3 separate regions of the Homo sapiens genome follow, and regions 1 and 2 are each linked to region 3. A link is a contact called in ENCODE Hi-C or POLR2A ChIA-PET data. All regions are on one chromosome and are shown on one strand. The core of a region is the stretch at or near the end of the contact, and the rest is flanking DNA. Distances in the headings are between cores, read along the strand shown. Region 1 overlaps LOC105375130 (a long non-coding RNA gene). Region 2 holds the start of SNX8 (sorting nexin 8). Region 3 holds the start of TTYH3 (tweety family member 3).

Region 1 (4,894 bases), core at 1,896-4,395, 460 kb after region 3:
GTACTCTGAGGGTCATTTGTCATGCAAGTAACCCCTGCCCTCCCACCTTCTGGCTTTTAATATATTAGCCCGGGAAATGCCCGGCAGGAACGCAAACCGCTGGAAAAGATCTCTGGGTTGCATTCCAGGCAGACGGCAGTGGTACCCACTCCCCGTCTCCACCAGGAGACCCCTCTGGAGGGAGGTGGCCGGGTCAGGCTCAGCTTGGGGCAGCGCATTCTTTCTCGGTCCACTAGGGGGACATTTACTAAATCCCCACAACCTGCAAATTCCATCCTTGCTGGGACAAATGGCTCCCTCGTGTCTCTCAAGACCCACTGCTGTTTGTTAACCTGCTGGACAGCCAATCTCTTATAGCTTTCAGGGGACAGGAACATATCAAGTTCTTTCCTTTTTTATTTTTTTAAACAGTGAATGTGAATGTACTGCAGATTTCCCGTGAAATGCTCCATCGTGGGAGTTACTAACTGATGAGTGCATTCATTCGTTCCTTCATTCATGCGTAGGGTACCTACTATGGGCCAGGCCTGTGCAAGGCTCTTGAAGGACAACTGGGAAGAAAAATCAGACATGGCCCTATTCTTATGGCACTTACGATTCAGTGGGAAGCTAGACAATAACCAAATAATTGCATAAACAAATGTAAAAAATCATCAATTTAGGCCGGGTGCTGTGGCTCACGCCTACGATCCCAGTGCTTTGGGAGGCTGAGGTGGGTGGATCACTTGAGCTCAGGAGTTTGAGACCAGCCTGGGCAACATGGCAAAACCCTGTCTCTTAAAAAAAAAAAAAATTATCCAGGCGTAGTGGTGTGGACCTGTAGTCCCAGAGTCTCAGGAGTCTGGGGTGGGAGGATCCCTTGAGCCCAAGAGGTTGAGGCTGCAGTGAACTATGATGGTGCCATTGCACTTCAGCCTGGGAAACAGAGCAAGAACTTGTTTAAAAAAAAAAAAAACAAAAAACAAAACAAAACCTCACAAATGTATTTATCTTTTGAGACAGGGTCTCACTCAGTTGCCCAGGCTGCAGTACAGTGACTTGATCAGAGCTTATTGCAGCTTCTAACTCCTGGACCAAGTGATGCTCCCATTTCAGCCTTTTGAATAGCTGGGACCACAGGTGTGTGCCACTAAAAGATTGTTTTCTGTAGAGAAGGGGTCTCCCTGTGTCCCGGCTGGTCTTGGACTCAAGGGATCCTCCCACCTCAGCCTCCTAAAGTACGGGGATTACAGATGTAAGCCACCACACCCAGCCACAAATTTCTACAAAGAAGAGTTACACAGTGTTCTCACAGTCTACAGTAGGAGGGTTGGACTCGCTCAAAAGGAGGGGAGCTTCTCTGAGGAAGTGGCCCAAAAGATGAGAGAGAGTCAATTAGGTTTTTAAAAAAAAAAAAAAAAAAAAGCCATCCAGGCTGGGGAATGAGCATTTGCAAAGGCCCTGTGGCAGGGGGCTCATGGCAAGCAGGAGGTCAGAGTGGAAAGGGAGGGGCGCAGGGCAAGAAGAGATGTGGAGGGGGCAAGGGCCAGGCTTGGAGGGTCAAGTTAAGACACTTTAGTCTTTATCCTAAGAGTAATGGGAACCCCTGAAGGATGTAAAGGGAGTAACTTGGTCAAATTTGTGTTTTAGAAAGACCAGCTGGGGCATGCCTGGTGGCTCATGCCTGTAATCCCAGCACTTTGGGAAGCTGAGTCAGGAGAATCACTTGAGGCCATGAGTTCGAGAACAGTCTGGGCAAAACAGTGAGACCCCAGCTCTACAAAAAATAATTAGCCAGGCGTGAAGGTACACACCTGTAGTCCCAGCTACTCAGGAGGCTGAGGTGGGAGAATTGCTTGAACCCGGGAGTTCAAGGCTTCAGTGAGCTACAATCCTGCCCCTGCACTCCAGCCTGGGCGACAAGAGAGAAACCCTATCTTAAAAAAATAAAAATAAAGGCCACCCTGGCTGCTCGCAGGGGGCTGGACTGCCCCCACCACATGGCCCTGCAGAAATGAAGGCCTAGTCCCTGGGTGGTGGGAGGGCTGCTGGCAGAAAGTCCCGGCTCCCCATCCTTCAGGGATAGTGGCTGTGGGGAACGTGCTGGCTCTGAGGCATACTCCATTCCAGGACAGCCAGCAGCTGATGCATGATCAACGAGGGGTAAAAAGGCCCAGACTCAGCTCTGAGGGTCTCCCCACCCCATTTCCAGATTCCCTTCAGGGTTGTCTGAAGCCTTCACGGAGGCTGCCTCAAAGCTCAATATCCTTCCTGCCTAATTCTGTACTTTTCCCTTCCCCGGATGCCAGTCCTAAGAGAACCCCTTGACAGATCTCCTGCACAGTCTCCTCCCTCTCTGAGTCTGCTTCCTGGGGCACCCACCCCTCCACCCTCCGGCAGGAGAAGGGATCAGAGACAGTACAGAGTGGAGGAGGGGATGGGCTCTCTAAGTCAGATGGAGCGAGCTCACGGCCTGCACTGGGTGGTGACGGAAGAGACCCAGGCAAGGAGGGCGCCTGTCAGGGCTAAATCATGTCCCCACAAACGATGTTAAACCTCCAAAAGATCATGTCCTAACCCCCAATGCCTGCAAATGCCATCTTATTTGGAAACAGGGTCTTTGCAGATAATCAAGTCAAGATGAGGTTCTTAGGGTGGGCCCTAAACCAAGATGACTAGTGTCTTCATGAAAAGGGAAATTTGGACACAGACACACAGGAGAGCACACGTGAGGATGAAGGTGGAGATCAGAGGGATGCGTCTACAAGTCGAGGATCACTGCAGATTGTGGAGAACCACCGGGAGCTGGGGAGAGGCCTGGGGCAGGTTCTCTGCCCCCAGAAGGAACCAACCCTACCAACACCTTGATCTTGGACCTCTGGCCTCCAGCCCCATGAGGCCATACATTTCTGTTGTTTAAGTTGCCCTGTTTGTGGTACTTTGTCGTGGCAGGCCCAGCATACTAATATAGGACCCAAGAGGTAGCTGGGGAAAGATTGGGCAAACTGTGTGCATGGCATCATTACTCAGGTCAAAAATTTGAAATGAAGCTCAAACTTAAAAATATTGGTAAGTATGAAAAAAAAAGCATGATAAAAAAAAAAAAAAGAAAAGCTATTGCTGCTAAAGGAAGAAGGGTAGGGTTTCCCCACCTCCATCAGCTTGCAAAAATGAGGCTGGTGACGTGGCTGTGGGTCTCATTTCCTGCACGGCCTGTTGGGGTTTGTGTAGTTTCTGGGCACTCAGCTTGAGAGGCTGACCTCCCAAAGGCATTGGGAGCCTGCGGGAGCCAGCCAGGGGGAGCACAGCTGTGCAGCCATGCCTGTTTGTCCTGACCCTACAGCAGGACGCAGGCGCCCCACCACCCAGAACCCCAGAACCGGATGTAGGAGGTGGTGAGAGCTGCATTGGTTGATTTCCTATTTTCTTCCTTCCTATTTTTTTTTTTTTAATTTTTTAGAGCAAGGTCTTGCTCTGTTGCCCACGCTGGAGTGCAGTGGTTCAATCATAGCTCACTGCAGCCTCTACCTCCCGGGCTCAAGCAATCCTCCTGCCTTAGCCTCCTGAGTAGCTGAGACCACAGATGCATGCCACCATGCTCGGCTAATTTTTAATTTTTTTTTTTTTTTTTGTAGAAAAGGGGGGTCTTGCTATGTGGCTCAGGCTGGTCTCAAACTCTGAAGCTCAAGTGATCCTCCCACGTTGGCTGCCCAAAGTGTGGGGATTATAGGCGTGAGGCACCGCACCTGGCCTGATCTCCTATTTCAGTAATGTATCACCTCCTGTGCAAAGAAGGAAGATTGTTGCAAATTAAACATAAAAACATGAAAGCTTTTCAAGCTGGGTATCTAAGTAGCCTTTTCATTCCCACCAACTCCATGACAGATTCCTATATGTGTTGTGCATAACCATTATTAAAATAACAATATCGCCCTGTTGGAAGAATTCAGAATGTCACTAGAACATTCTAAAGATAAAGGCCAAAAAAAACCCAAACCCCCCCCCCACACACACAAAAAACACAACCAAGCTTTATCTTTGGAACAGAATAAGGTTAAAAAAAATTAAAATAATCACAAAGGTATGATTTAATCTTTACAATGTTATAAATATTAATATGAAAAAGACTTTATATTGGGAAACATTATTATACAGTATAACGCTAATTTTATGAAAATCAATTCATTTAGTGCTCATACATTTTTTACCTCTCTCTTTGGCTTTTGCTGACGATTTACGTCTTATCATTTTCTACTTCAACACCTACCACCTTGCACTGGGGTACAGTGCAGGATTTGGACATCACAATTTTTTCTTCAGTAATGCCCCAAGGTTTCCCACAGATAAGAGGAGAAGGTTGGCCAGGTGTGGTGGCTCATACCTGTAATGGCAGCACTTTGGAAGGCTGAGGTGGGAGGATCACTTGAGCCTGGGTGTTTGAAATCAGTCTGGGTAACATAATGAGACCTCATCTCTATTAAAATTAAAAAACTAGCCAGGCATGGTGGTGAACACCTATAGTCCCAGCTACTCGGGAGGCTGAGGCAGGAGGATCACTTGAGCCCAGGAGGTTGAGGCTGCAGTGAGCCATGATTGTACCACTGCACTCCAGTCTGGGCCCCAGAGCAAGATCCTATCTCAAAAACAGCAACAACAAAAGAATAGGATGTTGCCAAAATAGGACAAACAACTGAGCTGAACGTTGGATGTTTTTAATCATAAGCATGGCTTGATTTACATCACTCCCTTCAGAAATGCAAAGGCTTCAGACATCGAGCCAAAGGCAAAACCATTGCAGGTATGTGGGGCCGGGAGAGCCCCAGCGAAGTCAGCTTGGTGCCCACTCCAGGCAGGCACAGGGCCAGCCCTGCTATGCTCCTTATCTCCTTTAATCCCCTAGCAACCCCAGAAGGTA
Region 2 (4,393 bases), core at 774-3,273, 320 kb before region 3:
CCCCTCGGAAAGGGTCCCGCCTGAGACTCACGCTGGCCTCCAACATGTGACTTCATGGACACAATGTTCTAATCAGCGAGAACTATCACGTGCCTCCCCTTACACTGATACAAGGGAAAGGAAAAAATAACTGAAGACCCATTCTGAAAGGCCCTTCTTTCTAGACACAGTCTTCACATCGAGGATGCCCACCAAATGCAACAATCCCTCCCCTGCTCCCCGCTGCCGTTTCTCGCCGACGAAGAAACTGTCTACCAACCCTCCAGAGCTCACTTCAGTCATCACCTCCTCAGCGACACCTTGCCAGACCTCCCCACAAGGGGATTCCCCAATCTTGTCCCCCCCCACCAAGAAGAAACCGTAACTCACACCAACACCCACCTACATCTCTTCTCTGGCAGCTAGGACCACAGGAAGGAACATCCAGAAATAAGGGGCACCCTCCTGTATTCCTTCTAATGTTTAGCCTCGTTTGTTTTGTTTTGTTTTGTTTTTTTTGAGGCGGAGTCTCGCTCTGTCGCCCAGGCTGGAGTGCAGTGGCGCTATCTCGGCTCACTACAAGCTCTGCCTCCCGGGTTCACGCCATTCTCCTGCCTCAGCCTCCCGAGTAGCTGGGACTACAGGCGCCCGCCACCGCGCCTGGCTAATTTTTTTTGTATTTTTAGTAGAGACAGGGTTTCACCGTGTTAGCCAGGATGGTCTTGATCTCCTGACCTCGTGATCCGCCCGCCTCGGCCTCCCAAAGTGCTGAGATTACAAGCGTGAGCCACCGTGCCCAGCCATGTTTAGCCTCATTAACCCAAATCCCTTAAAGAGAAATACAAGAGGCCAGGCGCGGTGGCTCACGCCTGTAATCCCAGCACTCTGGGAAGCTGAGGTGGTTGGATCACCTGAGGTCAGGAGTTCGAGACCAGCCTGGCCAACATGGTGAAACTCCGTCTCTACTAAAAATACAAAATTTAGCCGAGTGTCATGGTGGATGCCTGTAATCCCAGCTACTCAGGAGGCTGAGGCAGGAGAATCGCTTGAACCCGGGAGGCGGAGGTTGCAATGAGCCGAGATCGCACCATTGCACTCCAGCCTGAGTGACAGTGAGAATCTGTCTCAAAAAAAAAAAAAAAAGAAAAGAAAAGAAAAAGAAAAAAGAAAAAGACAGAAATACAGGCCAGGCACGATGGCTCATGCCCGTACTCCCAGCACTTTGGGAGGCCAAGGCAGGAGGACCGCTTGAGGCCAGAAGCTCCAGACCAGCCTGGACAACATAGCAAGATCCCATCTCTACAAAAATAAAAAAAATTACCGGGCGTAACTGCACGCGCCCGTAGTCCCAGCACTTTGGGAGGCTAAGGCGGAGGATCACTTGAAAGAGAGAGAAAAGCAGCTACACATCTATAGATTCGGTTCACAGATGAGAAAACAGAGGTCCCGAGAGGTGAAATTACTGGCCCAAGACCACACAACCGACAGGAGCTTGGGAGAGAGGATGTGGCTAGGAAAGGCGCCCAAGTCCGGGGAAGTGGCCCCCAGTGCCATCGCTCAGCGTGACCAGGCAGGGCAGAAGAGCAGGGCACCAGGAACGGGGCGAGGAGGAAACTGTCCCCGAGGACGCCTCTGAGAGCCCCGGGAAAGCGCCTCGGAACGCGGCCAGCTGTAACCTGGACAGGGCTCTCCCGGCGCAGGAGGGCAGGGGACCCCGAGGGACGGAGGCGCGAGAGAGCACGGGGACCCCCAAAGGACAGGCGCGCAGGAGGGCAGGGGGACCTCCGAGGGACTGGGGCGTGGGGCCGAACGCGGGGCGCGGGGGCAGGAAACGAGTCGGGGACCAAGCGCGGCGGCTGAGCCCCGTCCGCCGGGGGTGGTCGGGCCGCGCGCCCTGGGCAGGTGGGGGCTACCGCCGCCCCACGCCCTACCTGACGCCGGGGGATCCGCCTCCTCGTCAGCCTCCGCCTCAGCTGCCGCCCCGACTGCAGCCGCGGGCAGCGGGTCCATCGCGCGGCCAGTCATGTGAGCCCGCGCTCCCACGTGACTTCCTCCCGCGCCACCCGGCCGCGCAGCCCTGCCGCGCCGCGCCCTCGCCCCGCCCACACCCCGCCTGGTCACGCCCCCTCCCCCGCGCGCCACGCCCACAGTCCGCCCCTGCGGGCCCGCCGCGCTCCTCGCCCGGCCTCGCCACGCCTACAACCCGCCTAGCCACGCCCACATGCCCCTCCCCGTCCACGTGGACACGGAGCCTGCTGGTGGCGCAGGTTACCTCCCCTCAGGTTGGACCTCCGGACTCGCAGGTGCACTACCTCAGGCGCAAGCCTGCACCCACCGCACCCTCATTCACTCCCATCTCTCCTCGCCCAGTCACGCCCTTGTTCGCTCATTCACCGGTTACACTGGGGTTTTCTGACTCGCACTTCCTCATTCATCCACTCACCCACTCATTCGCTCACCCACGCACTGCATCCTGCATTCATTCATTCACCCACTCACTCACTGCATCCTACATTCATTCATCCACTCACACACTCACTCACCGCATCCTGCATTCATCCAGCCACTCACTCACTCACTGCATCCTGCAATCATTCACCCACTCACTCACTGCATCCTGCATTCATTCATTCACCCACTCACTCACTGCATCCTGCATTCATTCATTCACCCACTCACTCACTGCATCCTACATTCATTCATCCACTCACACACTCACCGCATCCTGCATTCATCCAGCCACTCACTCACTGCATCCTGCATTCATTCATCCAGCCACTCACTCACTGCATCCTGCATTCATTCATTCACCCACTCACTCACTGCATCCTGCATTCATTCATTCACCCACTCACGCACTGCATCCTGCATTCATTCACCCACTCACCCACTCACTCACTGCATCCTGCATTCATTCATTCACCCACTCACCCACTCACTCTCTGCATCCTGCATTCACTCATTCACTCACTTATTGCATCCTGCATTCATTCACCCACTCACCCACTCACTCACTGCATCCTGCATTCATTCATCCACCCACTCACTCATGCACTGCATCCTGCATTCATTCATCCATTCACTCACTCACTCACTTACTGCTTCTTCATACGTTCATTCACCCACTCACTCACTGCATCCTGCATTCATTCATCCACCCACTCACTCATGCACTGCATCCTGCATTCATTCATCCATTCACTCACTCACTCACTTACTGCTTCTTCGTACATTCATTCACCCACTCACGCACTGCATCCTGCATTCATTCATTCACCAACCCACTCACTGCATTCTGCATTCATTCAGTCACTCACTCACTGCATCCTGCATTCATTCATTCACCCACTCACTCACTTACTGCATCCTACATTCATTCATTCACTCACTGCATCCTGCATTCATTCATTCACCCACTCACTCACTTACTGCATCCTGCATTCATTCACTCACTCACTAACTGCATCCTGCATTCATTCACTCACTCACTAACTGCATCCTGCATTCATTCATCCACCCACTCACTCACTCACTGCATCCTGCATTCATTCATCCACTCACTCACTCACTGCTTCTTCATACATTCATTCACCCACACTCACTGCATCCTGCATTCATTCACCCACTCACTCACCCACTCACTGCATCCTGCATTCATTCATCTACCCACCCACTCACTCATGCACTTCATCCTGCATTCATTCACCCACTCACTCACTCACTGCATCCTGCTTTCATTCACGCAACCACTCACTCACTGCACCCTGCATTCATTCACCCACTCACTCACTGCATCCTGCATTCACTCACCCACCCACTCACTCACTGCATCCTGCATTCATTCATTCACCCACTCACTCACTCTGCATCCTGAATTCATTCACACAACCACTCACTCACTCACTCACTGCATCCTGCATTCATTCACCCACCCACTCACTGCATCCTGCATTCATTCATTCACTCACTCACTCACTCATGCACTGCATCCTGCATTCATTCACGCAACCACTCACTCACTGCATCCTGCATTCATTCACCCACTTACTCACTGCATCCTGCATTCATTCACCCACTCACTCACTCACTGCATCCTGCATTCATTCATTCACCCACTCACTCACTCACGCACTGCATCCTGCATTCATTCACACAACCACTCACTCACTGCATCCTGCATTCATTCATTCATTCACCCACTCACTCACGCACTGCATCCTGCATTCATTCACACAACCACTCACTCACTGCATCCTGCATTCATTCATTCACCCACTCACTGAGTCACTGCATCATGCATTCATTCATGCAACCACTCACTCACTCACTGCATCCTGCATTCATTCATTCACCCACCCACTCACTCACTGCATCCTGCATTCATCCACCCACCCACTCACTCACTCACTCACTG
Region 3 (4,518 bases), core at 601-3,100:
GGCATTGGAGAGAGAGGAACCTGAGCCAGTATCCCCACCCCACCCCAAATTTCTGGCTCTTCGGCCTTTAGGGATGGAGAATGCGACCTCCCCCCTTCTGCCTGGCTGTTATTTCCCAGCTGGGTGGTGTCTCCAAGTTATCCAGCGGGTGGAAACCGCAGCTCAGCTAGTCCCTCTTGCCCGGTGCCCTATCACAGGAAAACAGGCGAGTCAGGGCAGTCAATGAGCCAAAGTCCAGGCCTCCTGGGAAGACACTGCCCGGAACCGTCCCTGCCTGCAAAGAGCTCTTCCTGCCAGGAACGGCCTGCCTGCCCACAGAGCTGGCCAAGTCGGGCACAGCAGATGGTGGAGCCCGGGTGTGGAAACCTGTTTCTCAGTACACAGGAGGTCCAGGAATAAGGCCCCAGGTGATGAAGCAGAGCCAGGATGCACCCACTGCCCTAGAGTGCGGAGGGAGGCGTGCACCTGGGCCCAAGCACGCACTATGTCCATCCTCCTGGCTCTGGCAGCTCCCATCTCCCCTTTAGCAAAGGAGGAGGCACAGGCATGGGGAGGCCCTGTTAGGAAATTTGGCTGTGTGGCTCCAAAGCCCATGATGGGCCCTCTCTGGCAGGTGCCTGAATTTTTAGGCCCCAGGACACCAGAACAGGGCACCGTCTTCATCTTAGGTCTTGACAAAAGACTCAACCTTCCCCAGAGGGAAGGCCGGATGGGGACTGAATCTACCTGCGGATCCACTTAACACTCGTACCTTTTTAAAAAAAATTTTTTTTATTTTTGAGATGGAGTCTCACTCTGTTGCCCAGGTTGGAGTGCAGTGGCGCAATCTCCACTCACCGCAACCTCCATCTCGCAGGTCCAAGCAATTCTCCTCCCTCAGCTTCCAGAGTAACTGGGATTACAGGCGCCCGCCACCACGCCTGGCTAATTTTTGTATTTTTAGTAGAGACGGGGTTTCACCATTTTGGCCAGGCTGGTCTCGAACTCCTGACCTCAGGTGATCCGCCTGCCTCGGCCTCCCAAAGTGCTGGGATTACAGGCATGAACCACCACCACGCCCTGCCAACACTCGTAGCTTTATCATCCCCTTTTACAGACAAGGACACCGATGCACAGAGTGGTTAAGTAACTTGCCCCAGATCACACAGCTCTAGGTGCCCCAGCCAGGCCCTGAATCCAGATCATGTCCATTGTACAGATAGGCCACTCGGTGCCTTGCTGGGCGCTGCGGGCTGTGGGCTGTTGTGTGTGCAATGGGGAGGCCAAGACCAGCCCAGCCCACCAGGCCGGACCCTCGAGTCAAATAAGAAACATGCAAAGATCCAAACGAAGAGCGAATTCATGGAATGAAGCGCAGCTGCATATGCAGCCAGGGTTCCAGCCCCCACGGCCACGTGGAAAGACTGGCTGGCCCGGGTCTTACAGCGCTGAGGGTCGGTCTTCCAGCGCCTTAGGGGCCAGGCGTCCCTCCAAGAAGGCGAGGAAGTAGGCGGAGCTTCTGCCGGCGGACTAATGACGGTACAGAGGCGGGGCCGAAGGGCGGGGACACGTGGAGGGGCGGGGCCATTGGGTAATGGGCGGGGATGCGAGTGGAGGGGCAAAACCATCAGGTAAAAGGACCAATAGAGGTTCAGGAGCGAGTGGGCGGGGCACGCTGTGGGGCGGGATCGGCGGGGGATAGACCAATGGTGGGTAAGAGGCGGGACAGAGGGCGGGGCGCGCGGGGGCTGGGCTGGCGGGAGGCGGGCCAATGGAGGCTCGGGGGCGGGGCCGGCGGGCGGACGGGCGGGGGTGCGGAGGGGGCGGCGGCGGCGGCGGCGAACAAAGAGGCGGCGGGCGCGGGCGGCCGAGCGGAGCCGAGCGCAGCCGAGCCGGGCCGAGCCGGGCCGGGCCGGGCCCAGGAGCGCGCGGATGATGCGGGCGGCCAGGCGGGGGTCGACGGGTCCCTGAAGCCCGCGCCCCGGGCCAGCAAGGGAGCCCCGCGCAGGCCGCGCGCATCCGGAGGCGGCCGGGCCCCGCCATGGCCGGGGTCAGCTACGCGGCGCCCTGGTGGGTGAGCCTCCTGCACCGGCTGCCCCACTTCGACCTGAGCTGGGAGGCCACTAGCAGCCAGTTCCGGCCCGAGGACACCGACTACCAGCAGGTGACATGGGCCTCTCGGGGTCGCGGGGTCAGGGACCCCAGGTCACGGCCCCCTCCTCTCCCAGGGTCACGGCCCCCATCCCCGAGGGCCTAAAGACCCCTCATCCCCCCCTCCAGGGTCACGGCCACCTCCTCCTCGCAGGTACCGGCCTCCTTCCTTCTCGAGGGTCCCTTCTGAGTCCTAGGACCCTTTCTTCCAGGGTCATGGCCTCCTCCTCAAAGGTCTAAATACCCTCCAACCCCCAGTGAGGGTCCACGGCCCCCCTCCCGATTCTGGCCTTCCCTTCTGGTGTCACTAAGGCCCCTGGGTTTCATGGAGCTGCCTCTCCCCACTCCGTGAGCCCCCTTGGCCAGTGGAGGGCCTCTCCACCATCACTGTTGGCGGCCTGGTGCTGTGTCCCAGCAGAGACCCCTCCCCAGATGACCCCCAGGCTCTGAGATCAGAGCGGGTGCCTGAGCACATTGGGTGCAGGCAGGCAGAGACTCCTCGCCCACTCACCCCCGACTGGGGAATCCCACTGCCAGGCTTCCAGTGGGTGAATGGCCTGGGCCGCCGCCAGCCCTCTGTGGCCGGTAATGACCCCCTGCTTGGCGGTCAGGCTGTGGGATGTACACAGGGTGCCGTGTGTGGCCGTGGGAGACCAGGCTGCCTGTAGCCCCCGGGGGAGGGAGGCCCGGCGGCCAGGAAGCACCGTGGGCCTCAGGCAGGGAGGCTGGAAGCGGCTGAGCCCAGGCAGACCTGGGGGGCGGCTGGGGGCCCTTTGCAGCCCTCTCCCAGGGGAGCCCTTAGCCTGGCATCATGCCAGGCCCCAGCACCACCCCCATCGCCAAGCTACTGTCATTTGAGTGCGGGGCAGGGGACCAAGCTGTGGGCATTTCCTTCCTGCCTAGAGATCCGGATTCCAGAAGCCCCGTGACCAGGGTCCCTGGTCACCCGGAGTTTCTCTCTGGACGGATCATGGCAGAGCCCCATGGTGGGGTGGGGATGGCTTTGCTTATCAAAATGGCTTGGGAATCCGGTATTCCGCGGGCAGCCTAGCACCTGGACTCTTCAGAACTGCGTTGTCTGTGGCCTCCCGCATCCAGAGGAGGGAGGCGGAAGTGGAGGAGCAGGGCACCTGGGAGCCCACTGCTCCCAGCCTCGCGCTCACTTGCACCCAGGCCCCCCAGCCGAGCCGATGACGTTTCCTAACAGATGAGGAAGGGGGCGAGGGATCGGCCCAGGCACGCCCAGACACAGCAGGGAGGAGGGAGGCGGAAGGATTGGTATAAAATCTCACGCCTGCGTTCTAGAAGCCCAGCCCTGGGGGACCGTTCAGTGTGGGGGCAATGCACATTCAGGAACTTCTGGAACTTATTCCATGCTGATGGCTTTGCCACTTGTCCCTGGAGGACTCTGTTGAAGCTGCAAGGAGGGTGTGCTTCACTTTGGAAAGTTCTCTGCCCTGAGGGTTTGGCCCATTTGTCAGTTCTTAAGCTCCGGGGCAGCCCTGGGGCGTGGGGGGCGGCTGTTTCCTGCTGCCCCTTGGGCTGCCACCTGCCCGAGCTGCCAGCCACAGTTGGACTTCCTTCCAGCCCTCCGGGGTGCCTGCATTCCCACATTCGAGACAGGCAGTGAGAGGGAGTGAGGGGCGATGATGTCTGCAGCCCACAAGAGCCTCCGGGCAGTAGCCAGGCCCCTCTGCTCAGCCTGACCTGCCTGGCCTCCAGCAGGGTGCTATGGCCCTGGGAGGCCCTGGCTTCTGCCCCCTTTCCTCCCCTGCCCTGCGCTCTGCTCTGCTGTGGGAGGGCTCTGACTCACTCTCTCTCCTGCCTCATCTCCACAGAGCAGAATTAGCCACTGAATAATTCACGATGTGGAAACCGGCCTGCCTCCATCCCCCGCCGCCTCCACTCCCGGCTCTTGGCGAGGGGCTGTGGCGTGAGCTGGTCCTGGCGTGCGTCCTGCCCCTGCCCTTCCAATACTGGTGCTTTTCGGCAACTGCTTGGTGTCTCTGAGCCTTCATTGCCTCATCCTGAATCTGGGCTGGCCGTGCCTCCTGTGTAGGGTCACCCCTGGGAGGCAAGGGCCAGGAGCCCCCTTCCTGGGAGAATGGGCAGTGGGTGGGCCTGGGCTGTGGCAGGCGCCCCTTCCTGCCTCCCCTGGTGAGGAGTTGCTGGCTGTAGTGGGGGGTGGACCCCTCACCCATCCTGACTGAGGGCTCCCTCTTAGCTGTCTCTGTGCTGCCCCAACCTGGGCTGTGCCCTGCTGGGGAGTGGGCATCTGCCCCGTGGTTATGGGGGCGGGGGGATGGAGGGGAGGTGGGGCCTGGGGTTGGGAGTTGGGGGTGTGGCACGGGGGACTGGCCTTTGTCCTTTGCTATTTCTGGCCCCCGT

Evidence for each region. A loop is a pair of places that touch in the nucleus more often than their neighbours do. ChIA-PET counts read pairs that join two places held with the same protein, here RNA polymerase II (POLR2A). Pooled maps may share reads with other maps.
Region 1: a pooled map shows a loop between it and region 3 (4-fold over the local background). The contact joins the enhancer-like site here to the promoter of TTYH3 in region 3. A Hi-C loop is called at or near these places in 3 of 50 pooled maps. POLR2A ChIA-PET finds 5 or more read pairs at or near these places in 3 of 52 experiments (H1, K562 and Panc1).
Region 2: a loop to region 3 is called in a map of CD4-positive, alpha-beta T cell, with 13 times the contacts of the local background. The contact joins the promoter of SNX8 here to the promoter of TTYH3 in region 3. A Hi-C loop is called at or near these places in 5 of 168 maps with a recorded cell type or tissue (CD4-positive, alpha-beta T cell, CD4-positive, alpha-beta memory T cell, CD8-positive, alpha-beta T cell and 1 more), 9 of 37 single-sample maps with no recorded cell type and 14 of 50 pooled maps. POLR2A ChIA-PET finds 5 or more read pairs at or near these places in 1 of 52 experiments (H1).

The regions. Positions count from the first base shown.
Region 1 is chr7:3,089,451-3,094,344 of GRCh38, forward strand. It overlaps LOC105375130 (a long non-coding RNA gene), which reads right to left. Exons shown (of 2, transcript XR_007060191.1): 2 at 4,676-4,894. Among named protein-coding and RNA genes, the nearest start is that of CARD11, 48 kb to the left of the region's middle. Within about 2 kb of position 3,146, at least 9 of the 41 ENCODE cell types and tissues checked have a DNase peak (open chromatin) inside an H3K27ac peak, as active enhancers do.
Region 2 is chr7:2,312,418-2,316,810 of GRCh38, forward strand. SNX8 (sorting nexin 8) reads right to left here and starts at 2,024. Exons shown (of 11, transcript NM_013321.4): 1 at 1,911-2,024. The coding sequence starts at 2,004. RefSeq lists enhancers at 134-213, 254-383, 2,128-2,628, 2,629-3,129 and silencers at 1,700-1,939, 2,040-2,309.
Region 3 is chr7:2,630,136-2,634,653 of GRCh38, forward strand. It overlaps TTYH3 (tweety family member 3), which reads left to right and starts at 1,851. Exons shown (of 14, transcript NM_025250.3): 1 at 1,851-2,143. The coding sequence starts at 2,021. RefSeq lists enhancers at 1,276-2,007, 2,740-3,472, 3,252-3,361, 4,205-4,518 and a silencer at 1,792-2,201.